Linked DNA regions of Homo sapiens: region 2 is linked to region 1. A link is a loop called in an ENCODE intact Hi-C map of the cell type or tissue named here. Cell type or tissue: endothelial cell of umbilical vein. All regions are shown on one strand. Each heading gives the region's core, and the rest is flanking DNA. Links, peaks and the distances in the headings are about the cores only. Region 1 has its middle 460 kb from the start of LINC01821. Region 2 has its middle 650 kb from the start of LINC01821.

What was found. A loop is a pair of places that touch in the nucleus more often than their neighbours do. Peaks named below come from ENCODE experiments on the same cell type or tissue, not always from the same donor. Only the 100,000 strongest peaks of a DNase experiment are listed, where the experiment ranks them.
Region 2: it touches region 1 in a loop (21-fold over the local background); 3 of 110 quality-filtered maps call a loop at or near these places.

Annotation. Positions count from the first base shown.
Region 1 is chr2:193,875,647-193,892,204 of GRCh38, forward strand. No RefSeq gene overlaps it. Among named protein-coding and RNA genes, the nearest start is that of LINC01821, 460 kb to the right of the region's middle. In endothelial cell of umbilical vein, for the core only: no CTCF peak of the experiment used is centred there; a DNase peak (open chromatin) is centred at 9,955.
Region 2 is chr2:193,687,647-193,704,204 of GRCh38, forward strand. No RefSeq gene overlaps it. Among named protein-coding and RNA genes, the nearest start is that of LINC01821, 650 kb to the right of the region's middle. In endothelial cell of umbilical vein, for the core only: a CTCF peak has its summit at 7,919 (motif pointing right); a DNase peak (open chromatin) is centred at 7,935.

The sequences.
Region 1 (16,558 bases), core at 4,985-12,984:
AAATGTTTGCTGGAATTCACCAGTGAACTCATCTGAGTCTTGTACTTTCTGTTTTAGAAGGCCATTTTTTTTAATGGTTCATTTTATTTTTAATGGAAAAGGCTTATTTATATTATGTATATTTATATTATCTAGGTTGGTGCAAAACTAATTGGGGTTTTGTACTGTGAATTTTAAATCATAACTAGACTCAAATGCATCTTTATTAGTTAAAAGAGGAACCATTAAAATCAACATATTTTTTTCCAAGGAGAAATAAGTTTGTTTATTTCTGTAGCTTAAAACTCCATTCTTTGGAATTCAGTGAATTCTTGGAAAGCATTTTCTACATCCTGCTGGTTCTGGAAATATTTTCCCTACAAAAAGTTGTTGAGGGCCGGGCATGGTGGCTTATGCCTGTAATCCCAGCACTTTGGGAGTCTGAGGCGGGTGGATCACCTGATGTCAGGAGTTTGAGACTAGCCTAGCCAACATGGTGAAACCGCGTCTCTACTAATAATACAAAACTTAGCCGGGCCGTGGTAGTGCACACCTGTAATCGCAGCTACTCGGTTGGCTGAGGCAGGAGAATCGTTTGAACCTGGGAGGTGGAAGTTGCAGTGAGCCCAGAGTTGTCGAGTTGTCCAGATGCTCGAAGAAGTGGTAGTCAGTTGGCAAGATGTCAGGTGAATATGGTGGATGAGGCAAAGGATCAAACTGGCAGCCGACCAACAAGCAGTGTCCATGAACTTTGGTGCAAGTTTGGCTTTGGGAAGTGTTGTGGAGCTTCTTCTAGATCCAGCCACAGGGCTGGTCATCGCCAGTTGTTGTATAAAATCTACTTTTCATTTCACATCACGATCTGATGGAGAAATCGTTCATTGTTGTGTAGAATATGAGAAAACACTTCAAAACGACAATTATTTTTATTTTCACTCAGCTCATGAGACACCCACCTAATGCGCTTTTTCACCTTTCCAACTTGCTTCAAATGCTGAATGACCATAGAGTGGTCGACGTTGGGTACTTTGGCAACTTCTCCTGTAGTTAGTAGTAAAAGGATCAGCTTCAATGATTGCTCTCAATTGGTCATTGCTAACTTCCAATGGCCAGCCACTAAACTCCTAATCTTCAAGGTTCTCGTCTCCTTTGCAAAACTTCTTGAACCACCACTGAACTGTACATTCGTTAGCAATTCCTGGGCCAAATGTGTCGTTAATACTGTGAGTTGTCTCCGCTGCCTTACCACCCATTTTGAACTCAAATAAGAAAATTGCTCAAATTTGTTTTTTGTCTAACATCATTTCTATAATCTAAAATAAATATAAAATAAACAGAAAGTAATAAGTCGTTAAGAAAAAAATGAGAAATGCACGTTAAAATTATGTATAACATAACCACATTTATTTAAGAATGTATTCCAATATCAAAAGACAAATTTCAACAATGCAAAAACCGCAATTACTTTTGCACCAACCTGTTTCTCCTTTTGTGGGTTTCCACAGATTGTGTCTCAGAAATTGGTCCGTTTTGATAAATAAATAAATAAATAAATAAATAAATAAATAAAAAGAAATTGGTCCGTTTTATCTACCTTAGAAAATGTGTGGAGATCCAAATGATTTTTGTCCTTTAGTGTTTATACTTTTAGTGCTTATTTTTTTCTTTCTTATTTTTTCCTTTTTTCTTTTTTTTAAGTTCTTTTTTTTTTAATTATTATTATACTTTAAGTACAACGTGAAGGTTAGTTACATATGTATACATGTGCCATGCTGGTATGCTGCACCCAGTAACTCGTCTTTTAGCATTAGGTATATCTCCTAATGCTATCCCTCCCCGCTCCCCCCACCCCGCAACAGGCCCCGGTGTGTGATGTTCCCCTTCCTGTGTCCGTGTGTTCTCACTGTTCAATTCCCACCTATGAGTGAGAACATGCGGTGTTTGGTTTTTTTCCTTGGGATAGTTTGCTGAGAATGATGGTTTCCAGCTTCATCCATGTCCCTACAAAGGACATGAACTCATCATTTTTTATGGCTGCATAGTATTCCATGGTGTATATGTGCCACATTTTCTTAATCCAGTCTATCATTGTTGGACATTTGGGTTGGTTCCAGTCTTTGCTATTGTGAATAGTGCTGCAATAAACATACGTGTGCATGTGTCTTTACAGCAGCATGATTTATAATCCTTTGGGTATATACCCAGTAATGGGATGTCTGTGTCAAATGGTATTTCTAGTTCTAGATCCCTGAGGATTCGCCACACTGATTTCCACAATGGTTGAACTAGTTTACAGTCCCATCAACAGTGTAAAAGTGTTCCTATTCCTCCACATCCTCTCCAGCACCTGTTGTTTCCTGACTTTTTAATGATCACCATTCTAACTGGTGTGAGATGGTATCTCATTGTGGATTTGATTTGCATTTGTCTGATGGCCAATGATGATGAGCATTTTTTCATGTGTCTGTTGGCTGCATAAATGTCTTCTTTTGAGAAGTGTCTGTTCATGTCCTTTGCCCACTTTTTGATGGGGTTGTTTTTTTCTTGTAAATTTGTTTGAGTTCATTGTAGATTCTGGATATTAGCCCTTTGTCAGATGAGTAGATTGCAAAAATTTTCTCCCATTCTGTAGGTTGCCTGTTCACTCTGATGGTAGTTTCTTTTGCTGTGCAGAAGCTCTTTAGTTTAATTAGATCCCATTTGTCAATTTTGGCTTTTATGGCCATTGCTTTTGGTGTTTTAGACATGAAGTCCTTGCCCATGCCTATGTCCTGAATGGTAATGCCTAGGTTTTCTTCTAGGGTTTTTATGGTTTTAGGTCTAACATTTAAGTCTTTAATCCATCTTGAATTAATTTTTGTATAAGGTGTAAGGAAGGGATCCAGTTTCGGCTTTCTACGTATGGCTAGCCAGTTTTCCCAGCACCATTTATTAAATAGGGAATCCTTTCCCCATTGCTTGTTTTTCTCAGGTTTGTCAAAGATCAGATGGTTGTAGATATGTGGCATTATTTCTGAGGTCTCTGTTCTGTTCCATTAATCTATATCTCTGTTTTGGTACCAGTACCATGCTGTTTTGGTTACTGTAGCCTTGTAGTATAGTTTGAAGTCAGGTAGCGTGATGCCTCCAGCTTTATTCTTTTGGCTTAGGATTGTCTTGGCAATGCGGGCTCTTTTTTGGTTCCATATGAACTTTAAAGTAGTTTTCTCCAATTCTGTGAAGAAAGTCATTGGTAGCTTGATGGGGATGGCATTGAATCTATAAATTACCTTGGGCGGTATGGCCATTTTCACGATATTGATTCTTCCTACCCATGAGTATGGAATGTTCTTCCATTTGTTTGTATCCTCTTTTATTTCCTTGAGCAGTGGTTTGTAGTTTTCCTTGAAGAGGTCCTTCACGTCCCTTGTAAGTTGTATTCCTGGGTATTTTATTCTCTTTGAAGCAATTGTGAATGGGAGTTCACTCATGATTTGGCTCTCTGTTTGTTTGTTAATGGTGTATAAGAATGCTTGTGATTTTTGCACATTGATTTTGTATCCTGAGCTGGGCATGGTGGCTCACACCTGTAATGAGGATCAGGAGGATATTTTGAGCCCAGGAGTTTGAGACCAGCCTGGGCAACATAGTGAAATCTCATCTCTACAAAAAAATTTTACAAAAAAAAGTAGCTGAGCATGATAACACACACTTGTAGTCTCAGCTACTCAAGAGGCTTAGGTGATAGTATAGCCTGAGCCCAAGTTTGAGCCCATAGTGAGATATGATTGCACCACTGCACTCCAGAGTGGGTAACAGAGAAAGACCCCATTTGTAAAAATAAAAATATACAAGAATTGATTGTCTAATTATTAACACATTGATGTCTCATTTGTTCTGAAATCAAGTGGAAAGCAATATTTTGGATAATTGAATATGCTCTATATCCAAAGCCTAACTCTTTAAACTATGAAATTGTATCATTCCAGTTATGTTTAATTGAATTATGATTTTAAAAAAATGTGTACACATCTTTGTTTCTTGAAAAACTATGTGGTAAACATGTGTTGACTTTTGCTTTATTATGGCAGCACTATCATGGTGAATTTGGAATGAACTATTTAATAAGGAATAATCTGTGGTCTTCACTCAAACTTTTATTCTGTAGTTGGTGATTCTTCTGCTTTGTCATGGTGACTTAACCTGTTCCCCAGGGCTCTCTACTGTGATTGATAGCTCATCTCAGATCGTATACACAACTAGAGTTATGTATTACCAGCCCTCACTAATTTTTTTGGTGGTAACAAAAATGTTTGGTATTGAAGATGTCATTATGTCTTTGCAGAGAATAAATAAACTCTAGGTTTGAACTATGGTCAGTTTGGATTTTACTAGTAAGAAAATTTCACTGAATTTTAGAGTAGTCCCCAAAGCAGTAGAAATATTCATAGCTCTAAATGCCTTATTATTTTCAGCTTGCAAAATATTTAAATAAATATACAGACTGGAGGGTGTTTGAAGAAAAAATATCTACATTCTAATTACTTTTTAGTATCTTTATGAGTAAGCACTACATTATAAAATTGAAATTAGTTTCATTTATTATATTTCTTGTCATAGAAGTAAGATGAATGAAAATCAACCCATTATTTTCTTAAATGCTTTGAAATAGTCATCATCGGCAGAACTACCAAGTCCAACAGGCATAGCAAAGCATTATATGCTTAGATAGTTCACGTGGTTATTTGAAATGAAAATAAAACATTTTTGTCCTTGAAACTTAATGCAAATTTTAATATAATTATGGAGGAAGCTATACTAACCTTGATCAACTTATTTGCTTTAATAATGAAATATAATTACAAGCCTTAATGGCTCATACATAATAAACCCAAATAACTGACACTATTAATTAGAAATTCCTCTTAAAATATCTGAAATGGATTTTTGGTAAAATAATTGATAGTGGCAATAATGTTGTGAAATCACACAAACTTAAAATGACTTGTAACAAGGAATTTAAACAAGAATTTGATTTTACAGTGTTAGTTTATTACATTACAAATAATATAACTTTGCTGTAATATTACTTAACAGTGCTATGCATCTTGCTTATATGATAATTTTATATTAACCAAAGGATACTATTATTTGGCCATGTTAGGTAAAAGAGTATTTATAGAATATTTTAGCAAATATTTGGGCTTATTCATTTGATTTTAATGTAAAGCTTTGTGAAGAAAAGCAACATGTAGAACAGTTATGGGTGACTTTGAGAGTGAAGATAGAGGGTCTGACATAAAATTTCTACCCATGCCACTTCTAGGTGTAGGGCCTTGATCAATTAATGCAAGAGAAACCCAAGCTATATTGAGACTCCCTAAAAAATGGAGGGTCCTGTGAAGAGAAAGAGAGAACAAGCACCAAGCTGACAGATATGTGAGAAAAGGTGATATCTTGGGAGTGGATCTTAATCATTCCATCCCCAACCATTCCATATGGATTAGAGATGAAGCACCCAGACAAGTACATCTCCAAAAATGAAACTCAAAATTGTGAGCAAATTAAAATTGTTGTTTTAAGCAATTTAGTATTTAGGTACTTCAAAAGGCAGCAATAGATAATTAGAACTACTCTCACCCCCATGAACATCCTTGATGCATGAAATGACTTCATTAGAAAGGCCTCTGTACTCAGACCATGAATCAAAAATACTAAAAATTAAGTTTTAAATATCATGATTCCAAAAATAATAAGAGTGTATATTAATCTTAATTATACAATTTACCTGAGTATTACCCAGCATCTTATTGATGGGAGACTTTATTTCTCGAATTGACTGACAATTGAGTCAGTCAATTTTTGACTCTATGTACTTGGCTTTCTCTGAGATCAATTTCCTTCATTTAAATGTTTGCCTTTTGTAATGGCAACTTATAAATCACCATGATTTTAAGTACAAGGAATTATTAGAAATTGAAATAACGTTTCTATACTTGAAACTCAATGCAAGTTATTATGTAATTATGGAGGAAGCTATACCAACTTCTATCAAGTTAAATTATTTTCTTTAGTGATGAAATGTAATTATAACTCTTGATACACTCATACATAATAAACTTATTAATAGAAATTCTTATTAAGGATTTATGAAATAAATATTTGGTAAAATAATTGATAGTCACAATAATGTTGGGAAACAACACAAAATTAAAATGACTTAAAATATTTTTTAAGAGTGTGAATTTACAACATTGTAGAAAAACTACTCTTTGCGACAGTATATATTAGATATATTGAAACTGTTTATGCCAAGAAGTCACAACAAAAGGTTATGTGTTCATGATGAAGCAATTTATCACTTCAAGTAAGTATAAGGAAACTATCTTTGTAAAATTAACAGGGCTATTGTGAAATATAGCCTATTTGAGTTGCAAGATCCAGGCACAAAAAGGCAAATGTCCCACGTATAAACAAGTCATAACCAAGTACTTTTAACTTTTAAGGACTTGCATAGAATGGCAAATTTCCTTCCTACTTGTGTGGCCAAGACTTTCTGGAGATATTGTACTCCTGTGTGCTAACAAAGAAATGTCAGCCCCCAACTTCACACTGTTTTCAAAGGTAGTCCCAATGGAGTGGAAGAGGCCTTTTTTTAAATCCTTTTTGCTATTCATCAGGTAGAAGCAGTGGTGCTCATGCATGCTCTTTTCTTTTGTTGTTTCACCAGGAATCATTACCTGTTGCAGGAAGTATATAGGAAAATTAGGGACCTGACTTTTAGGTCAGAACACCAGGAAAGGGGACCCATAAAAATTTGAGAATGGGATAGATAGCAGAAGGGATAGAAATGGAAAAAGGGAGCCTTAAAATTGTTTTGCAACTCATCTTCAAGCTACATGTGCCTGATGATGGATGGAATCAAGCACCAAGTTTTTAGAACTGAACTACTATGGGCCAGGTGCGGTGGCTCATGCCTGTAATCCCAGCACTTTGGGAGGGTGAGGTGGGCAGATCACGAGGTCAGGAGATCGAGACCATCCCAGTTAACATGGTGAAAACCCGTCTCTACTACAAAAATACAAAAAAAAAAAAAAAAAAAAAAAAAGCCAGGCGTGGTGGCGGGTGCCTGTAGTCCCAGCTACTCGGGAGGCTGAGGTAGGAGAATGGCGTGAACCTGGGAGGTGGAGCTTGCAGTGAACCGAGATTGCACCACTGCACTGCAGCCTGGGCAACAGAGCAAGACTCTGCCTCAAAAAAAAAAAGAACTGAATTACTATGTTTACCACTGCCTTGGTCCCAGTATGGCTTTTGAAAAGTACATATGTGTATTTGTCCATTCTCACACTGCTATAAGGATACTACCCAAGACTGGGTAATTTATAAATAAAAGAGGTTCATTGACTCACAGTTCAACATGGCTGGGGAGGCCTCAGGAAACTTACAATTATGGTAGAAGGGGAAGAAACACATCTTACATGGCAGCAGATGAGAGAGAGCATACAAGAGCAGGGAAAACTGCCTTATAAAACCACCAGATCTTGTGAGAACTCACTATCACAAAAACAGCATGGAGGTAAAACAGCCCCATGATCCAATCACCTCCTACTGGGTCCCTCCCTCAACGTGTGGGGATTATGAGGATTACAATTCCAGATGACATTTGAGTGGGGTCACAGCCAACCATGTCAACATCTGTGCCCAACCAGGATAGCAATGCAAAGGATTTGAAAAACAACATTTGTGTGGGAACAATGTCCTCCAGAATTCAGGTCAGAACTTCAGGTGGACTGCCTTCTAAAACAAATAAAAACATATCAATATTCTCAGGAAGATTTTTATAGGTTCCATAGTCTCATAATATAGTGTTCAAAGTTGCCATGATACAATTCAAGCTATATGACTGACAAAGAACAAGGGAAACCTCAACAACTTGTAAGGAAAAAGCAAATCAACAAACACCACCAACAAGATAGCCTGTTCAATTATCAGACATAAATTCTAAAGCAATTATTACTGTCGTCTAACAAGTAAAGACTTTGGGGATGAGTCTGGGGGAAGAAACAGTAGATGTTCTTAGCAAAGAAATAAAAGTTATATAGAAGAATCAAATTAAAATTCTAGAACTGGAAAACAATAATGGGAACAAAAATTAACTAGGACAGAGAGAGTTGTCAGTAGAAAAATGGTGATGCTAGAGGAAAAAGTTGGTAAATCTGAAGATAGATCAATAGAAACTAAAATGAAAAACAGAGAAAGTAAAAATTAAGAATATAAAAGAAGTGACCTATAGACAATATCAAAGGTCAATATTTATGTTTTTAGAGTACCAGAAGGGGAGGGAAAAAATGGCTGCTGAAAAACATAAAGAAATAACAGTTGATACTCTCCAAATTTGATGAAAGACATAAATTCACAGATCCAAAAAGTTCAGTGTACTCCAAACAAATAAATCAAAGAAAACTAGATCCAGACCTGTTGTAATCAAATTACTAAAAACCAAAAAAAGAAAGGAAATATCTGATAGCATATAAAGGAAAACAAAAACATAATACATACAGATAAATAATTATTTAAATAAAGGTGAATTTTTCATCTGAAGCAATAGAGACCAGAAGAGAGTATCAAATTATATTTGAAGTTGAAAAAAATACCTGCCAATCCCAAATCTTTTGTTCAGAAAAAATATTCTTTAACAATAAAATTTTAAAAGTTAGTTATTTTATGAAGTACAACTAAGAATATTTTTTAATCATAAAATTTGCTTTTAAAAAAGTAAAAGAAAGCTTTTAATGTGGAAAAGAAATAATAGTAGAGGGAAACAAAATATGAGTAATGAAGAAAGAGCAACTTAAATGACATCTTTTTAAACATATTTGCATATATGTTTTATAATATAAATACTATATAAGTATCTTTGTATAATTGAAAAACTACTTACAAATAATTTATATTGACTTGAGTATCTGGTCAGGGAAGGTAGAGAAGAAACCAGAATTATTGATTTCTTTTTCAAGAAAAATATTACTTATCAGAGTAATGTTATTTCTCTTCATTACAAGCGAGTAGTCCTTTAGTTGAAACAAAAAATGTAGGTAACATACCCACTTAATAAAACATTTTTATAATTGAGAATATGGAACAGTATACTTTTAGGAGGAAAATGTGAATATATATTTTCGTACCTGCTTATTTGTTCTTAGCTGTTTTTTGGTTGCTTATATGACCGAAAACCAAAACATGAAGTAGAAAAATTGTTACTCATATAAGTGTACAGATTATTTTTATCTAATTTAAGAAAAACATATTGCCGTAACAAGAATTTATTTAAAACTTTTGAATCTCAACAAAGGGAAGACTTCTACAGTTGTAAAATGTATAATGGGAGGTTAGAACCAGAAATGTACAGGAGATTCCGATTCAAAATAGGGACAGAGGGCAGAGCAAGATGATGAAATAGAAGCCTATACTATTCATCCCTCACACTGGACACCAAATTTTAACAAGTATCTGCACACGGAAAAGCACTGCCACAGGAACCAAAAATCAGGTGGGCAATCACAGTACCCGGTTTTAACCTCATATCATGAAAAGAGGCATTGAGAAGGGCAGGAAAGAAAGTCTTGGTCTCCAATGACACCCCTACCCTATTCTCTAGGAGTTGCCTAGTGGCATAAAGTGGGAATCTGTGCACTTTGAAGAGGGAGAATAAAGTGACTGGTGGATTTTACACTGAACTCAGTACTGCCCTCAGCCAGTGAATACAACTGTGCTGGCCTCAGCCAGTGCTTGCACACAGAGGGAACATTTGGACCAGCCCTAGCCAGAGGGAAATCAACCATGCCAATGGTTGGAACTTGAGCTTCTCGGCAAGCCTCACCACTGTGGACTGAGGTGCTCTGGGGTTCTAGGTAAATTGAAAGACAGTCTAGGACACAAGGACTGTAATTTCTAGACAACTTGTAGTGTAGGCTGGGCTTAGAGCCAGTGAATGAGGGTGATATGTGACCTAGGGAGACACCAGCTGGCACAACTAAGGGAGTGTTTGTGCCATTCTTCCCCCAACCCCAGGCTGTGCAGCTCACAGCAACAAAGTGACTCCTTCCTTCTACTTAAAGAAAGGAGAGCAAAGAATAAAAATAACATTATTTTATATCTTGGATACCAGCTCAGCCACAGTAGGACAGGGCACCTGGCAGAGTCATGAGGCCCCCATTTCAGGATGTAGCTCCCTGGGAACATTTCTAGACACACTCTGAGCCAAAAGGGAATCTGCTACTTTGAAGGATAGGACTTAGTCCTGGCAGTATTCATCACCTGTTGACTAAATAGCTATTGGTCCCTGAATAACCAACCATGATACCCAGTGAGTATGCTATGGGTCTTGGGCACTGAAATGTTCCAGCTTCAGGGATGACCTAGCACATTCCAAACTGTGGTGGCTACAGTTAAATACTTCTGTTTAATAAAAGCAGAGGGAAAAGTAAAGGAGACTTTATCTTGCTCCCTAGGTACCAGCTCAGCCATGTAGGCTCTTGGCATCCCCAAATCCAGGTTGAGGCTCTTGAGCAGCATTTCTGGATCTACTCTGGGCCAGAGGAGAGCCCACTACCCTGAAGGGCAAGTGCCAGGTCAAGCAGCATTCACCATAAGCTCACTGAAGAGCCCTTGTCTTTAAGTGAACATTGATGGTGGCCTGGCAGAAGCCCTCATAGACTAGGGGTAGTGGTGGCCACAGGGAGAGGCTCCTCTGCCTATGGAAAGTGGGGAAGGGAGAGCAGGAAAAACTCTGTATTGTGATTTGAGTGCCAGCTTAGCCACAGCAGAAGATAATATCAAATAAATTGCTCAGGTTTTTGACTCCAATTTCCTCACTCCCAAACCGTATCTCTGGAAATGCCTGGGGCCTGGGGGAACTCACTATCCTGAAGGGAAGGGCCTTGAAGAAGGTCCAGTGCTACCCTGGCTTCAAGCCTAACCCAGGACCGTCCCAGTGGTGGTGGCCACAGGGGTGCTTTGCATCACCACCACCACTGCCCCCGCCCTCCCGGTTCCAGGTGGTTCAGTACAGAAAGACAGATTCCATTTGTTTAAAAGAAAGTAAGAGAAATGAACAAGAGTCCAGAGAATTCTTATTCAAGATCACCAAGGTGGTACCTGTAGGAGTCTCTCAAAACCACAGCATTGTTAAGCCTGGGACTCAAGTCCCTTTGAATAACTGGAAAGCCTTTCCAAGAAGGACAGGCATAAACAAGCTCAATCTGAAAACTACAATAATTACATAACTCTTCATTGCCCAGACACTGAGAAACATCTACGAGGATCAACAGCAATACAGGAAAATATGACACCATTAAATAAAATCAGTAAGACACCAGGGACCACTCTTGGAGAAATACACACATGTTATCTTTCAGATTGAGAATTCAAAATAGGTCTTTTGAGGAAACTCAAAGAACTTCAAGATAACACATAGAAGAAATGTAGAATTCTATGAGATACATTTAACAAAGAAATCAAAATAATTAAAAAGAATGAAGCAGAAATTCTAGCGTTGAAAAATGCAACCAAAATGCTGAGGAACACATCAGAGTCTCTTAATAACAGAATTGATTAAGCAGAAGAAAGAATTACTGAACTTGAAGTTAAGCAATTTAAAAATACAAAATCAGAGGAGACAACAGAAAGGAAAAAAAAAAAAACCAAAGAAGCAAACCTACAAGACCAAGAAATTAGCCTTAAAATGCCAGATCTAAGAGTTTTGACCTTTAAGAGGAGGTAAAGAAAAATACAGGTGTAGTAATATTATTCAAAAGGATAATAACAGAACTTCCCCAACCTAGTAAAGGATATCAACATCCAAGTACAACAAGGTTATAAAACACCAAGCAGATTTAACCCAAAGAAGACTACCTCAAGACATTTAATAATGAAATACCTAAAGGTTAAGAATAAAGAAAGAATCCTCAGAACAGCAAGAGAAAGGAAACAAATAACATACGAGGGAGCTCCACTACATCAGAGGCAGCAGAGTTTTCAGTGGAAACATTACAGGCCAGGGGAGTGGCATGACATATTTAAAGTGCTAAAGAAAATAGTCTTTTACCCTAGAATAGTATATCCAGAGAAAATAGCCTTTAAACATGAAGGAGAAATAAAGAACTTCACAGGCAAAAAAAAAGTTGAGGGACTTCATCAACACCAGAACTGTCCTGCAAGAAATGCTGAAGGGAGTTCTTCAATATGAAAGAATAGGATGTTAATGAGCAATAAGAAATATCTGAAGTTACAAAACTCACTGGTAAGAGTAAACACACAGAAAAACAGAAGAATAGTATAACAGTGTAACTATGTTATATAAACTTCTCTTGACTTAAGTAAAAACACTATATAATAAAACAATAAAAAATAACTACAACAAATTTTCAAGAAATAGACAATACCATAAGACATAAAGAGAGAAAACAGTTAAAAAGTGGAGATGAAGTTAAAGTTATTATTAGTTTTTTTTCTCCATGTTTGTGTTTGTTTAAACAATCAATGCTAAGGTGTTTTCAATTAAAAATAATGAGTTATAGCATTTGCAAGCCTTATGATAATTTCAAATAAAAAAATAAAATGGATACAGAAGAAATCAAAAACAAAAAACTAAAGCATAACACTGGAGATAATCACCTTCGCTAAAAGGAAAACAGGATGGAAGGAAAGAAGGAAGAGAAGATCATAACACAACCAGAGAATAACAAAATGACAGGAGTAAGTCTCTACTTATCAATAATAACCTTGACTTTACATTAACCAAATTCTCCAGTTAAAAGACATACAGTGCCCTAATGAATGAGAAAACAAGACTCCATGATCTATTGCCTATAAGACACACTTCATCTATAAAGATACACACAGACTGAAAATAAACAGACGGAAAAAGACATTCATGCCAATGGAAACCAAAAAAAAAAAAAAAAATAGCAGGAATAGCTATACTTACATGGGACGAAATAGATTTCATGACAAAAACTGTAAGCAGAAAAAAAGGAAGGTCATTATTTAATAATAAAGGGGTCAATTCAGCAATAATAGTTATACATTTTAAAATATGTAAATTACTTGAATTATTTGTAACACAAAGGATAAATGCTCAAGGCGATAGACACCCAATGTTCCATGATGTGTGCCTGTACCAACATATTTCATGTACCCCATAAACATATATACCCACTATGTACCCACAAAAATTAAAAATAAAAACAATTGAATAGAGACAAATAACGAAAAAACATATCTCATGTACCCCATAAATTTATTCACCCACTATATACCCTACGATGTAACCATAAAAATTAAAAATAAAAAAATTGAATAGGACAAATTTGAAACAAACTGAGGGCTTTAGTATTGTCTGGCTCTTGTTGTGCCAATTGGTTTCATTTTTTTACCTTTCTCAGGAAAAAATTAAAATAATATTTAGAAGAGAACTTTATAAACTAAATTTCTCTATGTCAAAATGTATTGTTATTACCATGCTCCTACATTCAGTTCAATTCTCTTTGTTTTTAAGTGGGAACTGCAGATGGGAAATAAAATTATTACATTGCTATATTGCAAAAGCATTTGCATTACAGCAACTAAGTTATAAAATAGTCACTAAAACTCTAGTTTAGTGTTTCCTTATGTGAAATAAAAATGCAAATTTTATATAGCATTAGTGAATTCAGGATAAATAAGTGCCTCTTTCTTTTCAGGGCTGTTTTTTTATTTAAAAAAATAAAATATTATTTTTAGTTACAAGCCAGGATGTGTATTTGACTTGATTAGTAGGCAACATAAATATTTCTTGCTTCAAATTCTAACTGGAATATTTAGAATAAGGTCTGATAATAAATATGGATCTGTTATTAAGTTTGACTTATACTACCAATGCTCATAATTCCAGTTATTTTCTCATTTTAAAAATTCTGTAATTAACATGTAATGTAAGTAATAGGTATTTAGTAAAAGTCTCATCATTTAAGCAGCCTGACTCCTCATAGGCCTGTTTAATTAAACCAATTAAATATCATAAATAAATATCTGTTTAGTTTTGTTGTTTTTAAGTAAATGAATTTATTAAAACTATTAGAAACTAAAATTAAATCCTATTAACTAATTATAAAAATAAAATTGACAAAATTTATATAGTCATTATTAATATGTGAGTAATTCATGTTTGTTCAAATGTTTGGGATTATATTTGGGCTGATTTTGATCTTTATAAGTGCCAGATTATATTACTATGCTTCTTTTCAGAACAATTATGAAAGTTGTCAGTGATGTTAAATCACTAAAGATTTCCAGCTCATAAGGAAATTGGTGTTATTCAGAGAGATATCAAAGGGAGGATGAGGGGCAGGTTTGAAGGGAATATTTTTGGAATAGTGCCTCTGGGGTGTTTGTGGGACCTACAGATGAATATATAAATGGAACAGTTGGAATTTTTGGTTGAGAATTTAGTAAAGATATTGCTGAAAATCAAGGATGTGGAAATGTAAGTATTAAGCTCAAACCTAGGAAGTGTACAGAGGGAAAATAACCTGTATTTATTTATCACTCAGAGTGTTAGTTTTGACAAACCAATATTGCCGTAAGTCTATAAACAGCGATTTTCAAGAAAGTTTTATTTTACAAGTACAATCAGCATTATGAAGTCAATAGAGAACGTTGAGGCATCATGGAAATAACAAGAGTGGAAAGTTCTTACAACACCTAGTTCTAAAAATTTCAGGGTTAGAGGTGGTCCGATAGTATTAGGGGCATGAAATAGATGTACCAGAATAGCATTGTAGTGAGTAGAGGGAGGGAACACTGACAGGAAGGCTGGGTGATGCAGAGTGGGGGTCAACCCCAGGAAGCAGAAAGTAGGGTAGAGAAGGATATGAAGAGGTTTAGAGTGGGGAACAAACTAACACCTGCATAGGTTCAGAATACACTCCTGCGGAATTCTAACATTTTTTAAAATGATGAACGATTAAAGAATGGCAATAAGCAATGGGGAAAAAAACTCCCTGTTCAATAACCGGTACTGGGGTAACTGGCTAGCCATATGCGGAAGATTGAAATTGGACCTTTACCTATCATCCATCTAAAGTTAATATACAAAAATTAACTTAAGAAGGATACAAAGCCTAAGAGCGAGACCTCAAACAATAAAAATCCTAGACAAAAACCTAGGAAATACTCTTCTGGACATCAGCCTTGACAAGAATCTATGGCTAGATAGTTTTTTTTTTTCTTGCAACAAAAACAAAAATTGACAAGTAGGACCCAGTTAAGCTAAAGATTTTCTGCACAGCAAAAGAAACTATCAACAGAATAAAAAAAAAAACAACCTACACAATGAGAAAAGATATTCAAAATCTATGCATCCAACAAAGATCTAATATCCAGAATATATAAAGAACTGAAATAAACAAGTAGAAAACAACTAACCCCATTACAATTGGCAAAGGACAGGAACTTACACTTCTCAAAAGAAGACATACATATGGTCAACAACCATGTGAAACAGTGCTCTTCATCTTTAATCATCAGAGAAATGCAAATCAAAACCACAATGAGATACCATCTCACACCAGTCAGAATGACTACCATTAAAAAGTCAAAAATAAGAGACGTGGTGGGGCTGCAGAGAAAAGAGAACAGTTATATACTGTTGGTGGGAACGTAAATGAGTGCAGCCACTGTGGAAAGCAGTTTGGAGATTTCTCAAAGAACTAAAAACAGAACTACTATTTTACTCAAGATTTCCATTGCTGGGTATATACCCAAAGGAAAATAAATATTCTACCAAGAAGGCTTGCACCCATATGTTCACTGCAGTACTATTCACAATAGCAAAAACTTGGCATCAATCTGGGTGCCCATCAACAGTGGATTGGATAAGGAACATGTGGTACATTTACTCCATGGCATACTATTCAGTCACACACACCCAAATGAAATTATGTCCTTTGCAGCAACATGGATGAAGTTGTAGTCCATTAGCCTAAGTGAGCTAATGGAGAAACAGAAAACCAAATACCACATTTTTCCATTCATACATGGAAGTTAAACATTGGGTACACATGAAAATAAAGATGGGAAAAATAAGATAACTACAGGAAGGGGAAGGAAAGGAGCGGGGCAAGTGTTGAAAAACTACTTATTGGGTTCTATGCTCACTACCTGGGTGTAGGACCCAATCATACTTCAACCTTTATCATCACACAATATACCTTTGTAACACAGCTGTACACATACCCCCTGAATCTAAAATAAAAATCAAAAAATAAAAAGAAGCCACTTACTATGGAGGTGGGAGGAAAACTAAAACATATTTTTTTTTCATAGTGAATAGAAAGAAACTTGTAAGCAGAAGAGAATCAGAAATAACATATGCTGAAGCAGGATCAATAACAATAAGAATTAGATGTTGCCTACAGGATTGAAAAACCATGAAAATAGTATATACTTCATTAAGAGTATTCATGGAGTAGTAAGGTTGAAACAGCTATGGTGGGAGGCGTGAATACAAGATGAGGAAATAGAAACAGTGGGTTTAGTCTCCTTTTTCATTAGTCTTAAG
Region 2 (16,558 bases), core at 3,298-11,297, 190 kb before region 1:
TATAAACTTAGTATATATTTGTTAAATGATTGAATAAATTAATAAAATATAGAAAAAATTAAGTGATATAAGGAAAATATGTGGTTTTAAATTTATCTGAAATATTACCATTTCCACTTTTAAAGTATATCTTTCTTCAAAACATTTAACATATATCCTGATTGATCATTATCCTAGAGTTGGAAAAATATCTGGATTAAAATAGTGGATTTCAAAATATAAATCATTTTCTATATATGATTTAGAAAGCGAACCCTCAATTGATTTTACATTTAGTTGAATAAATAGACTAACTTTTCATACAGTAGACAGAGTGCCTTATAGATTTCATATGTTTTATTGAATCATAATTTAGGGTATAATAAAATACACAAGTATTAACTATACAGCCTCTGAAATGCTTGCAAAGTGTACATCAAGTCTTTCAATGGATGTGTACATTCACTATTATATATAAATGGAAAGAGCATTATGTTGTCATAGGTATGAATTTGTTCAGCTTCACTAGATTCTTGCAATAATTTTTCAAGGTAGACATAAAAATTTGCCTCCCAACCAGCAGTATGGAAGAGTTCCACTTTCTCGTCCAAATATACTATAATATTTAATTTGTATCTTATAAAAATTATTTTATTTTAGGGAGCCAAACAAGACCCATAGATTGTTATTGCTTAGTGTTTTGTTTTATTATTTACTGCTTCTTTAAATCCTGTTTTAAAATATAGGATTCCTTTGAACTCTTTTCTCTGTTATTCCTCATACAGTGCTTTTGTGGTTATTTCTGTGTTGAAAACAAAGCAAAACAAAACAAAATAAAAAAAAGAAACTGCATCATTTGTTCTGTAAAGTTTTTGGTAATCTAGTTTTGCTAATTGCATCTCATTATATCATTTAACATATATACCTGTTTTTCCTGTTTAATTGTTACTTACAGCTTTTTGATATGAGTAAATACATGTGTGCATGTGTGTGATGTTTCGATATTTCATAGGCAGATGGTAAAATATCAAATATATATTTCTCTAACTTGAATTTTTTGCTTAACAGTACAGCTTGATCAGTATTCCAGTGTAGGGTATAGAAGTGTTATTTCCTTTTAACACTATGTATGTTTCCATTTTGTGGACATAATATCAGTTATCATTAAGTCCTCTATATTTTCCAGTCTTTTACTATATAGACTGTGTTGTAATGTAGAATGTAATATGCCTTGCACATGTCTTTCTACATTTTACTGATTGTCTTTTGTATGGGCTCTTAGAATACATTTTCAGGTAATTTTTTTAGGCATTGCCAAACATAGGTTTATAAATTAACTTTGTAAAAATTCAAATCTTTATTGTGTTAAATTTTCTTATCGAAGAAGATGATATGCCTTTCCATTCCTAATGTTTAATCTTTTTATTATAAATTTCTAATCTAATGTAGTTGTTTTCAAAGAACATTTTCTGTGTCATATCAAATCTTTGACAGGTTCAAATTTTCTTTAAAGCCTCATATAGGGTCAGTTTTTGAAAGAATGGTATTTTTTTTTGCCTGTTGTAAATAGGCATCTATATAAAGGCATTAATTCTAACTTGTAACATGTTGTTCAAATACTTTATTTTTTGGTCAGGTTGTTCTATTGATAATTGAGAGATCTCAATTAATATCACTTGCATAATGTTGGATTTATTAGTTTTCAGTTTTCCAGTTTTTCCCTGGAAGTCTATTAACTTTTGCCAAAATTATTTTGAAAATATTATATTAGGTAAACAAATTTTGGATTGTAATCGTTCTGGTTATTTGAGTCTAGTATCACCATGTAAATATCTCTAACACTTTTATTTATTTGTCAACATCTTTTATTTTCTTATTTTATCTCATACAACCCTGAATTCTTGTTGTTAGTATATGTGTATTATATCTATCTATTCCAAAGTTCTAGCTTTTGATCATTTCAATTATTATGTTTTGGATATGTTTTCTCTAAAGAGCATTTTGTTGAAATATTTTTAAAATTTATGGTTTTTTTTTTTTTTTGGACAGAGTCTCGCTCTGTTGCCCAGGCTGGAGTGCAGTGGCGAAATCTTGGCTCACTGCAAGCTCTGCCTCCCAGGTTCATGCCATTCTCCTGCCTCAGCCACCCGAGGTAGCTGGGACTACAGGCACCTGCCACCATGCTTGGCTAATTTTTTGTATTTTTAGTAGAGACGGGTCTCAGTATGTGAGCCAGGATGGTCTCGATCTCCTGACCTCGTGATCCTCCCGCCTCGGCCTCCCAAAGTTCTGGGATTACAGGTGTGAGCCACTGCACCCGGCTAAAATTTATGTTTTAACATGAATGGTAATATATAACAAATTTATTCTTGAATTTTGCTTTCTACAATAAATCTGCATATCTTAGCTGATGAAATTTTTAGCCTTTTGTTGATTTTCCAAAATTTTATTATATGAAAGAGTGATCACAATTTTTTTCATTTATTTTGTATTGATGTGCACATATTTGTGTAAATGTACCTACACACTAGTGTATATGTCTGAGTGTTGTATGTGGTGGTGCTGGTAAAACAAAGGCAGAATAGGTCCTGGTTAAGCACCTGGAATTGCTTGCATTGGATCTCAGCTCTATAATTTGAACAGCTCCTTTATTTAACTAGACTTTGAACAAATGATACAATCTTTTTGTACTTAGATTTTTCTCTTGTATAAATTGTGAGAGCAGTAATGTATGTCTCACAGATTTATTGTATTCCATGAGTTCATACATATAAAAATATATGTTCTTTATGTTTATGGAACAAAGTAGATATACTGTAAGTATTTGGTATTCTTCTTAGTGTCATTTTTAAAATCACTGATGTTCTCCACAGGCACTACTGTAATTTAAAAACAGAAATGATTTATCAAGAACTTCAAATCTTTTTCAAGAGCTTTATCAAGAACTTCAAATCTTTTTCAAGAGCTTTATCAAGAACTTCAAATCTTTAGTGCCAAAGGATATTGGACAGATAACATGTGCGCAGACACCTGTGAAGTGCCATATCATAGGTGTCAGTGAGTCAACAAATTCATCTCAGGGCTTGTCTTTACGTACCTATGTTTGTTACTGTCCTCAATCCTGCAACCCCTACCCCTCACCACAAGGTGCATGAGACATTCTGTGTCACTAAGGGTAAATATAATGAGATAATTGAATAATTATAAAGTAGTATACAAGTAAAGCAAGGCAAAAACAAAACACAGCAAGCAACAACAACAGAAAACCCCACTGATATTAGAATAGGTGACTTTAGCTCTGTTTTCTTGAGATAAATAGGTGCATTGTGGTCACTTGGGATAAAGAGATACATTATGCATGGCTGTGTCTCCAATGTCTGTGTTTCAGCTTGTTTTATATGAAACAAGAAAATAGTTGTATGTTTAATATAAGGTTTTTACAAGGATTAAACACAATGATACAAGTAAAGCAAAAGAATATTTCCAGGTTAATCATAACCACTCAGTAAATGCTATATATATGAAGATTATTATTAAAATGTAATATGATGCCTTATAATATATAAATATGTAATTCAATGTATATATGATATACTCATTATTGTATATATTAATGATTACCATTGTTTTCACTTTATTTCAAAGACAATCAGAATATTATAATATAGAGTAGGAAGAAAATAATTACTGCCTGGCTTATTCTTGTATACATTTTGACAAAAAAAGGAGAAAAATGCATAATAGAACTAAATAGCCACAGATTTTGTTATATATCATAAAAGATGTTTTCAACCTCTTTATTAAATCATAATGAGTTTTACATTATTTTCTACCTGAAGCTTTTATCAGTACTAAATAAAAATTCTAGTAAATATTGAATTATATTATTCTTTCAGCAAAAAAATAGTATTTTATTATCTCTACAAAATGTAGAGGGGAGTATTCTAGGTAACTGAATGTTTCTTAGCCTAACTTCTTGCTTGAAGAAGGCCTTGAAACAAAGACTTGCATACAGATAGCTTATTTTAGCAAGTGATATCCTAAGGAACAGTAGCAAGAGACTTGGGAGTGTTAAACAGAGAAGATTAAAAGCCAATTTAAGAGTATGCTGTTGAGCTGCTTAATTATGTAGGCAACTGCTCATAAATCTTATTGACTACTCTTGGGGTGCCTTGTAGAACGCACCTTCAACTTGAGCCCTTGAAACAAGGAAGGCATGACAATATGCCCGCAGACTCTTTTTATAATTGGTGAAGAATTTTCTTAGGTTTTCTTAACCACTTGTGATTTCAGGTTTGTGATCAAACCAGAATGACTGAGCGGACTCCTGTTAGAGTCCTATGTTCTCAGAGAAATACTGGGGGAGAAATCAAGAGGTAAGTATTTCAGCCAAGGTGGAGTGGTACCAGATTGCACCTAAGGCAGCTCATTGCCACAGCAATGAGTAAGAACTGGAATTAAGTGAAGGTAGAGGATATGTGACAGAGGACTAGACATGTCCACTATAGAATATAAATTTTTCTAGACTAAAATAATCTCTTTTTTTTTTTCTCAACAGAAAAAACACCAAAGTTGTTCTTTTTTTTTTAAGCTACTATTAGAAGTTTCAGAGAGGCAATGCCTCTCTTTTCTTGCTTTTTATTCTCACTGTCTCTCTCTTCTCATTGGTTCATTTTTTTTCTTTTTCCTCCCTCTTACTACTTCTGTCTCTTTCTCATTGAAACATAATGAGATAGAAATAATTTCTAATAGCTCATATTGAGGAAATGATTAATGCAACATCTTAAAAATAAATATATACATTATATACATTTCCCAGGGCTGCCATAGGAAAGTACCACAAATTAGGTGGCTTAAAACGATGGAAATGTATTGTCTCACGTTTCTGGGGGCTTTAAATCTCAAATCAAGGTGTCAGCTGGACCATGTTTCTCTGAAACCTCTAGAAGAGAGTTCCTTCTTGCATTTTAGCTTCTGATAATTGTCAACAGTTTTCACAGTCTTTGACATTCTTTAACTTGAAGATGGGTCACTTCAATCTCTGCCTCTGTTGTCACTTGACATTCTCCCTGTGTGTATTTCTAATTTTCTTATAAGTACACCAATCACACTAAATTAAGGCCCACCCTACTCCAGTATGATCTCATCTTCACTAATTACATATGCAAAGATTCATTTTCTAAATAAGTCACATTCAGAGGTTCTGGGGTTAGGACTTGAAAATATCTTTTTGGGGGACATAACTCAAACACATACATTATTTGTGTAAATAATGTGAAAAATCTGCTCAATTATTTTCAAAATCTGATTAATTATTTTACATCATTATATGCCCAGACATATGCATCTGATTTTTCTCCTTGTTTTCAGTTCAAAATTTTGTGAGACATGCTCCATTTGTTTTTGCTTGTTGGTTCTATTTTTAGCAGATTTACCAACCACTGGGAATTTGAGATTTTCTTTAGATACAATAATATAAAGGTCATCGTGAATTTTGTGCTTGTAATTATTAAAAGAATCTGTTATATACTGGTAAATATTATGAGAATCTGTTACCTTAAACTCTGTCATTTCTACTTCTTTCTTTATGGGAAGAACAGACATACCTATTTATGGTTTTTATGAGTTGGGATCCATTTAGCTAAAATTGTGAGTGGGGTAAAATTTCTCTGGTGTTGTTTGCCTCCCATAGAAAATGACAAAATAATGTACATCCTTCAGATTAGGGACAATATTCAATTTCTCAGTAACTTGTACTATAGTTTCTGGTTACTCCTTTCTCAGTGTTTTTTTTTTTTTTTTTTTCTCTGTCAAAGCCTATCAAAACCTAATTTTTTCTTTTTTTCTGACTACTCATTATTTTCTTAGTAAACTCTGCTTCCATGCTCTTCTCCGTGGTTTCTGACAGGGCCAACGACGTGACAATTTACTTCATCTCAAGGTGTACAATTCTTCATATAGACCTTGCTCATGTTTTGTGATTGAGGTAAAACATTGATATTATTTGTGACTCATTATGGTACATTGTTCCATACAACAGCCTCCTCATCTTCTCTCCTCTCTCTAGCTAATGGTTTTAATTCTGATCATATTTGACCTATACTTTTCAATTCAGACTAATGTTGATTGATTTCTCTATTTTATGTGTATAATAAACACAAACATCAGATTTATAACTACCTTAAGTAGAAGGAAGTGTGATACTTTAAAACAAAGAAAGCACTAGTTATAACATGTGTAGTTCACCTGCCTGTCAGTAAAGATAAGCTCCAGCTGCCAGCTTAGTGCAGTATCAACATCCTCAGGGGCTTTCGGTGTCTTTTTGTTCATTTGTTTGTTTGTTTAACACAATGGTAATCATAAGACCAGCTTTGTGCCTCAGTAATGAAGCAAACAAAGAAAATGAGAGGTTGCTTTTCTGTGGCTATAATAGAATATGCATCAATCGCCTCCCTCACTGGTGGATGTAGCCAGTTTCTTTGTTTTTCTCAATTGTATAGATTTCACAGAGGTAGGACAATACAGCGGTTTAGATCATGGACCACTTTGGTTCAAGCAGCACTTTCACTTTCTTGCTATATAACCATAGGTATGTTGTCGTATCTCTTTTTTCTTTTGCTTTCCATCCGTGGACAAAATTATTACCTATGTATAGAATTCTGGTGAGGAGAAGTAAATGAGATGGAGAAACATTCTTAAAAGAGGGTCATGCCAATAGTAAGTGTAACATGAAGGGTCAGTAATCATTATTATATGGAATGTGAAGGCTCCCTTTTAAATGTGGTCTCTTCCCAAACACTGAATTCTTCAGTGACCACTATGAGCCCATGATGAAAATTCAATCCATCTCCAAAAACTAGACAGAAGGAAGGAATCGTAACTGTGGATCACAGTTGGCATGGGAACAAGGAGTAAAATTATCCAGAACATCTGAAAATACAGGCATTGGGAAAATGATGCATTACTGTCACTCTCTTTTGAGTAACTCCCCAAAATCTTTTAAAAATAAAACTTCAGGTCCATTTCTTTGTCATAATCACTTCACTGAGAAAAAAGGTGGAAGATATGTGCCCTGTTAAGCATAGATGAGAAGGAGTGAGGGAAAAAGGGAGGAAAAGGGAAAGGGAGACCGGCTCTCATCTCTTGTCTTTTATTTATATTTACTTCTGATTTCTTCTTACTCAAAATGTACCATTTAGTTTTTTTTTATTATCAATCTTGAATATTTTTATCTTTTAAGCCCTGGCATTTTCACGTTTGTCCATTAGCAAATCAATGTTAATTCTCCTTCAAATATGTAAATTCTTGAGAGAATAAATTATGAATGAATAAACTAAAATTTCCAGTGGGACTTGGCATTTTAGAGGAGGGCTTCTTTATCTCTCAAAGTAGAATATACTGCAAAATAGACGTTCCAAGCTCAAGAGCAGGTCAGTGACACTAGGAGAAAGGTCTGGATAGAGGGCTTTTCACTGCATAGCTATTAGATTTTATCTCATGGTTGACTGATAGTTCAGCCTAACCTCAACTCTATTGGAAAATAGTCTTTCTTTGCTCAATAAATCCATGAAGAGGAGGCATGTGCTTTTCTGAGCTTAAATTCTCTGAGAAAAGTTGTGGTGAAGCTTCACTGTGCTAGCATGGATGATAGAAGATGGTATTCTTACTCAATCAAAATGTAGCATGCACCCCTTGCTTCAATCCTTTCTGCTTGTGCTTTTTTTTGTAAATATTATTGATAGCTACAATATCTTATGAAATATTAACAAAATATTTTAAAATTACTATACAAACATGTATAACAACTGAAATTATACTGCAACTATATTTTTCTGGCTCTCACTGTAAGCTTGCTCAGTTTTAGCAACATGGAAACAAGAATTTGTTATGTCTCTTGTGCTTATTTTGGCTCAGAAGACTGTAAGTGTGGCGCTTGCCACCAGAGAGCACTCTTTAATGGTAACATCATATTGTAATGCCCACTGACTTTAGTGTACACTGTTCCCACACAGTCTGATTATGACTTATTGCAATCACTTTATACCAGATAATTCTCTTTATCTTTTACACAGGGATATAACTTAATTACTTTCAATTAATTTGTTCTATTATTATAAATAAATTATTGTTATATTTTAATTGTTACAGGCAATAAGTATTTCTAAATAAAATATAATTTGATACCTTTTCAATTTATTAACATATTCAGTTTTAATGTTAACAATTAGCTAACATGGTAGAATTCATAAAGAAATTTATGGTAGAATTCATAAAGAAATACCATTTTGTTTCTAAAAAGTGCTATTGCTACTAATTAATACTCTTTGCCATGGGGATGGTAGTCTTTTCAATTTCAAGAATGAACAATGTATTTAGCAAAATATTTGAGAAACAATATATATTGTCCATTTTATCTATTGAATTAAATGAACACAAATATTTCAATACATTTTCATTTGCTATTTGACAATTGTGTTTTCAAATTTAAGTAAAATTTATTCTCAAAAATTCTGAAGGAGGCAAAAAGGAAATATACATGTACGCTTGTAGTATATACACATTACATTTGTATATACATGTGTGTATATCTATCTATATATTATATCATAAAGATATAAAAGCCTGTAGGCCTGTATCAGTAGCCAAGTAGCCAGGGATTCATCAGGGAAATAGAACCAGCAGGAAAATTTAAAGAAAAAATATATGTATTTATATGTATATATGTTTATATATATTTATATGTATACATATATTTATATATATATATAGAGAGAGAGAAACATAGAGAGAGAAAAAACAGAGAGAGAGAGAGACTTATTGCAAGGAATTGACTTACATGAGTTGGAGGCTGGCTAGGCAAGTCTGAAATTCATAGATCAGGCTATGAGAAAGGACAGGCTGGAAACTCTGGTAGGAGCTGATGCTGCAGCCCACAGGAAGATCTTCTGAGGGAAATCCTCAGTTCTGCACAGTTTAGGTTTCCTGAAGATAGATGCTTGGAAAGCAACTATTTTATGAATAAATGCAAATAAAAGCCCATAGCAGCTGTAGAAGTCCAAGACCTAAATAACTCACTTGAAACAAATATGCTTTGTGATGAAACTTCTTAAATGTTTGGACTGATGATCCTAACTCTAACCTGAAACTTTTTTGCTAATCCTTTCCAGAAAACTACTGCTAAGAAAGGAGTATGTAAATAATATATGTGAAGGGTTGATAACATTCAAGTTATACTTTTTTAATGTAAAAAGAAGCTCTGGTATGCAAATCTTTGTCAGGTGATTCAAATTCTGATTTTTCAGTGATATTACTTATATGGAAAATCTAATAGTATTCTGATTACTACAGTCCTACTTGTTTGGAGCTGTATGGGAAGAAATTGAATTAGAATGCCTCTTTTGGAGCTTTTATGACCCTTTAGATGTGTTAGCTGTTATTTAACATACTTTTTCATCAAATTAACTTATAGCAGGTTTGTACTGTACTTATGAGCTCAAAGAAGCACTTTTTACTACCTTAATTCAGTGACTTCTATATTTTTTCCTTTGGGAATTCCTGTATTAGTGCACAAAGTTAGTTCACTTTTCTTCAAATTTAGTGAAACATCATCATATTATTTGATAAATAATCATTCCAACTTTCCTCATTGGCTTGTGATACTCCTTTTTCATATATCTTTTTATTATATATAGTATATATCTTATTATTATATAGTATATATCTTACTATACAGTATATATTATATATAATATATATCTTATTATCATACAGTACATATTATATATAGTATATATCTTATCATACAGTATATATTTTATATATAGTATACATCTTATTATATATACTAGAATTTATTTTATATATTGTTTTCCTAGAACCACCATATTTTATTATACCTATATAATATATATACACATATAAAATATATATTATGTATTAAAATCAGGGATGGCAAATATTTTAATATTTTGTTTCCATATTTAGAATGACCTATATAAAGTTCCCTACCCAGTGACTCATTGGCACTGCTGTGCTTCTCAATCCCCCTGCTTTCTTTTCATTAGTCTGTTGTTACACCGATGAAGAACTTGGTGTCATTTAATGGGTGCAAACTTCATAGCTGATACTCATCTTAAATGTTGTTATCTTCACTATAATACCCTCCATTTAATTTAATGATAGTAGCCTCCACTTAATTTCAATTTTAATTTACATAGCATGTGACTATATATCTTCAGATAGGCCATTTGAAATATTTGGTGCAACTATGATGCCTGATTTTTTATACAAAGTGGTGAATATGTATTCACTTAAAAATTACACCATTTTCAGTATTCAAACATTATTGCTTCTCAACAAGAAACTCATGTCCAGGCACAAGCATTAAGGCACTCAAAGGGTTCCCTGCTCTTACCATGTATCTCACCATCTGGAAGCAATTGGACTATAAAGCACTCAGTTCCAGGGCCGAGTTAGAAGCAACACTTTTCTAGGTTGGCGTGTGTTGTTTGTGATGTGGTTATCTTTTCTGGACCAGCAACATCTTAGGTGTTTGATTTTTCCGTGATGAGAATACATTGTTCTGGAATCCAAAGGGTGGGATTGGGGGTGGCATCTCTTAACATTTCACCTAGTAATTCGCTCACAAAAGTTTGATCATCATCTATTCAACTGTGGTTCTGCTGGTTAAGAAGTTTGAGATCCCAAAGGCAGTATTATTCCACCATTAGACACAACCACGTTCCTGTAGCTAAGAACTGCCTTTTGACCATTTCAAATTCCTTATGTCCCTGAATAAACAGTCAAAAAGGACATTACCACAGTGACTGGGAATATTAGACTGATTATAATGGGGAACTGGACTTCCTGTTAGATTATGCAGTTGATGGAAGGATATTTTTCCAACCCAGAAATCTTGTGAAGTGGCCTGTTATTGTGCCATGTCAAGTGGTAAAAGTCAAAGGAAGACCATGGGAACCAATAAAATAAGGATCTCCCTAAGGTTCATACCCTTCCCAAATGCAGATTTGAGTATCCCCTGAATAGAGACCTTCACCTGCTGAGGGGGTGGCTGAAGGAAAAGGGAACAAAGGTGGCAGTGGAGTAAAAAGGATATAAATAATAAATACCAAGTAAACCTCAAAAAATTATACCATTCTCTCTTACAATTTCTGCTTACTAATTTTATTCTGGGGTCAGAAAAAATGGATGTCTTTTTCAAATGACTACAGCTAGAAATAATCCTCTAGGACCAATGTCAACATATTTAATATCTTCTGATATATATTTCCCTTATAGGTACCCAGTACTGTCCTGCACTCTTTAGAGTTCTCTTCTTATGTTAAAACCTGATTTTAATTTCATTAAGATATCTCCTACTCTATCTGATTTTCTGTCACAAAGCATATATGATATAATGTTCTCTAGTAAATTCCTAAAGTTGAATGTTGTCTCAGCATTCATGTAAAATACAGGTTTAACTTTCTCATAACAGAAGCCGGGCTTAGTCACCCTGGACAATTTCTAGTTCCCCACCTCCTTCCAGTTTCTCAGTGTGGTCAATCCAACTATTTGCCTTATACAACCACCTCCTGGTGATCACCTTCCTGTGGAACTGCTAGCTATGATTTATTTATAATTTATTTGACTTGCCCCACTGATCCCACTCCTCTCATAGATTGCACATATATGTTGCTGTAACCACCTCTTAATTACAGCATGACTCTGTGGAACTCAACCTGCTGCTCAAAACCCACCCGGTAGAAACCCCTCCCCCCCCAAAAAAAACAAAATAAAACAACAGCAACAACAAAAAGACCTGCTTAGGTTAATTCCCTGGACCCCAATAAAGGCTTTGATGGCTAACAGATCCCTCTCTCTTTCTGTCTTTCTCTTTCTCTTTCTCTCCACTTGCCACTTGCTTCTTGACCATGCCTGTGCCAGATGACTCCCCTTTTCCTGTCAGTCCTGTGAGGCATAAAGCCCTCTTCTTTTTAGAATATGTAGGTAAAAAACTGCCTATGTTATTTCATTTTTTGTATGCCTCCTCTGTGTCTCACCTGACCAGCACACTCAAGCCTAACTTCTCTTGCAGACAAGGCTCTTGTAGAGAGTGGTTATTCTGATAAAAGTAAACAGGACACAGATCAGACAAGAGAAACAAAGGTGACTGCCAGTATACACAAGTTTCCCATGAGAAGGACACCTGGACTTGAGTCAGATGCCTAGGCATTAAACTGCCCACCAGGAAAAAAAATGTATCTCCTGAAAATTGAAAACATCCATGACCAAATCCCCCAGAGCCCCATCATGGCAGGGCTGAAGTTCATAGCCACTCTCCACTGATACACTGTGAGACCAAATTAGAAAAAAAATACAAAGACCTCATTTTCTTATGATTTTCTGAAAAAATAATTCCCACCAAATAAATGGATGATAATAATATAAGACACAATTCCTTGGAGGGAGCATTTAGTACCTAATTAAGGACTTCTGGAGAGAGTATGATTAAGGCCTGGAATGACCAGGGTGAAACTAGGATTCTGGGACCAGGTGGCTGATTCTGCCTCTGCAATGAGCGTGGCACAAAATTAAAGACTCTGGTGTCTAGGGGTTGAAAAATTAAAACGTGGGCTGTCTTATTTTGAGAAATATGAGAAGGAGAATCAAATTGTAATGAGATGTCGGTGGAACATATACTGGGATTTGAAAATATCAATTAAAATTGAGCATTTAGATTCAAGCAGATCTCAGCAATCCATGTGCACAGAAGTTTAACGAGTGCAATAAGAAGGACAGACTGAGTAGAATTGGTATTTCACTCTTATTAGTCATTCCTATTTTCCTTCTTTTTCTAGCACTTATACAAACACCTCCTCTTAATTTGGGACACATATTCTTAAGACAGTTGTCAACAGAAGAAGTGTTAGGAGGTACACGTGTTTTCAAAATACTCATAGCACCTCTTGCCCTGGGTTATTCGTGGTACTACATACCATTCTATTAGAGAATAAGTTCCATGTAATATTTGCTCTGAGTCCTTGTTCATATTCAGTTCTAAACTAGGAGCTGCATTTGAGGCATTTTAAAAGAGGACATTGTATTATTATTTTCCCAGGAGTTTCACATTTCAATTATTTCAGTTTTTTTTCCCATTGGCTAGCATCTGAAAAAAATAAAATATATGTATAATAGCTTTCAAACTATTGTTTTACATTTCACTTAGAATCCCACAGATTCATGATAACTGACAATGTCCTGGGGGAAAATGTATATATAACACAGGTTTAACAATACCTGCTTTTAAAACGTTATGTAACATATGGTTGGCAAAACAAAGATTCAAAGACTATTTAAATAATGAGATCACAGGATTATTTCTAAAATTATGCTTTGATAAAGTTCTAAATCTGTATAGAGAGGTTGAATGATTGAGAAAATGTAGCTGTTGGAGAGTATTAGCCATTAGGAGACTATAGACATCCACAGGAAACAATTTTGCAAGGAAGGAAATAGTGCTTTTCATTAGATTAATAGCCAGCAGATTGATCAATGTGAAACATATGCATCCTCTATTACTATGAAACTATTAATGTGTGTTGAAATTCATGTAAGAAAATAATTCAGCTAAGCTCATATAATGACTTATCTGACAGGAAATATATACATTTTAAAGTTAGACATAGAATGGTGATTCCTTTTTCTTTTTTCTATACTCATTTTTTACCCCAAAACTTACCTCATTAAAACATATATGCAATATACATATTTGCAAATTATAGGTGTTGACATATTTTTCCAGAAAATTCTGTGGCAACAAAACATCAGTTTTTGGGTCGTAGAGTCAAAGTAAGATAGCATACATAGGGCATACTTAGAGGTGAGCTTCTCAAGAATCAGGCTAAAGAAATAGGTAAATTATTGGACAGAATAACCAGGGTTAATAAATGCATGTATCTTTCTCTTTCACTTTAAGATACAGGACACAAACAAAGGATCTCTCAACCACTCTGTTTTACTCAGCCATCATGTAAAATGGTTTTGTTTGTTTTTTGGTTCTCTTTGATTATTTCACACATTCTGTTGGTAAGGTTTTGTTTCCTTCCTTACTAACAAAACCTTAGTACTAGGTTTGGTTTCCTCCCTTCTGTGTTTCAGTCCTTGGCAGCTGGCTGGAGGTTTTTTTTCCCCGTCATCAGAATATCGAAATAGGTAATATATAATGTATATATTGATATGAAATATAAGGAAACCGATTTGTATGAAAAAAATATTTTCTACTTTTGTGACTAAAACGTTTAAAAATAGAAATTTGCTCTGTCATACATTTTGCTGAGAGATTAATTTTGTGATCTTAGTCTCTTGTTATGGTCCCCCAAAATTGTAAACAAGATTATATAGAAATGAAGTAATGGGTAGATATCATATTATTTGTTTTCTAAATAGGGATACTTTTGGTGATTCAGAGAGCCAAATAATTGTCAGATGCCAACTGATCTATAATAGGGCATAAAATCAAACTGCCTGGGGAGAATAGTGATGGAATGCCATGTAATGAGATTTACAGAATTTTCTCGGAATCCCTCATATGTAACAAATATATTTCCTTACGTTGTACTTCCTTCAAGGCATTAAATAAACAACAGTAGAGCTATTTAAAATGACTGAAAAATAAAGGTGGTTTTACTTTATTTAGGAAATCAAAATCATGATGAACAAAAATTGTTGTCATATAAGTAGTCTACCCTACATTCATTTATCTCTGTCCTTAGATTAATTTATTAGATTGGAGAAATCACACCTTTGAAGGCACAAGAAGTCTGCTCTCAAGGAGAAGGGATAAATATAAGATGGTTCTACAGTGTTGGTGCATATTATCTTCAAATACAGGTAGAGATATAAAACCATACCAAGATGTTTAGAATTTCAGAGTTGGAAAGGGTATTGGAGATAACTTATTTAAAAGTGCTAGTTTTGCAGATAAAGCCATTGAAAGCGAAAAAAAGATCCAAGGTTAAACAGTTTTAAAAAATTTTCTTATTGTCTTCTCAAATAAGAAGTGCAGCTAAAAAGGAATTTACAGAATTATTCCTCATTCAATTATGAGATAATAGGAGTAGATTAGAAATGGGAACAGATATTAACAGGAAAGAATGTCCTTAAAGCATTTTTATAGCTGAATGAAAATGTGCAGATTTAGAAGAGTAAGACACTCATCGATTACTCGTCATTTAAATTGTTAGGACAAGAATTAACTACTTTTATTATTTTTAGCATTTTAATATTCACTAGTAACAGAATTTAGTACCTAAAATATTCTTAAAAATTAAGTAGAGTTTTTTACAGCTTTGACCTTTCAAATATTTCACATTCAAATTTGTTGGCAATTCTTTCTATCCCCACAGGTTACTGAGGCCATAAAAAGAAAAGGGAATTGCATAACTAGTGAATTAGATGCATTATAGGAAAAGGCCAAAGTCTATGGCTCCATAATTCATGGAAAGCGTAAGATATCCAAATGTCTAGATGACAAGATATGTACTATGAGGAGTAGTAAAAGGAATATTTTTCATCTTTACTATTAACAATAGATTTGCAAAACTCTTGGAGTTGCTCTAGAATTCAACCTCAAAACAGTGTTTTACATAATAATCTAGGATTAGAAACCAAGGTGTGCATGTTGCTCAGAGGTTGCTGATGCTGTTCCTACCCCTTTGGATGCTGAGTAGACAGCACTGATGAATGTTGCCCTATAAAGATTGTTCGGTACCAGTGACAGAAGAAAACTTGAGGAGACATAAGGCAAGAGAGACTGTATTTGGCCATATTTTAAATGTGATTTATTCTGATTAGAGGCAGTAATTTTTGTTCTAACTTTCTCACAAATAAGACTGAAAAAAAAAAACTTGTTACGTTAATCATCTGCCATCTCATCAAAACCCCTGACTAACTCTATGTTAGGGTGAAAAGATGGCGTGAGTGTTAAAAAAATTGCTTATATAGAATATTTTGCTAAATTCTTGGTAGATGACTTTATTATGAGATATTCACATGACTTAGGTATCTGAGTCATATGTTAGATGAAAGTTTTCATAATAGTACAAAACAAATGAATAAATATCAATACAATATCTAGCTGATACAATTGATAGAGCTTTACATGTAACAAAATTAGGACATTATATTGAGAACATTAATAAATTACTAACCAAATATATAATTACTATTACAAAATAGGCATTCTCTTATAGATCATATATTCTAATAGGAGACACTACAATTACACAGTAATTTTACAACTACATAAATAAATGTATTTATAAAATATTATCTAAAGGCAAGTAATAATTTGTCATGAAGACAGAGTATGAAATGTGAATTTGCGCAATAGTCATGCAATGGAATCCCTATACTAACCGTCTACCTTTGAATGTTTGCTATTAAAAAAATTGGGGTATTATCTTAATATCAATGGGAAGCTATCAAAAATTTTATATCTTAACAAATATAATAAAAAATTTATGGTGATATAAATCTTTATGTAATCTATATGTACACATAAGTGAAATCACACATTTAG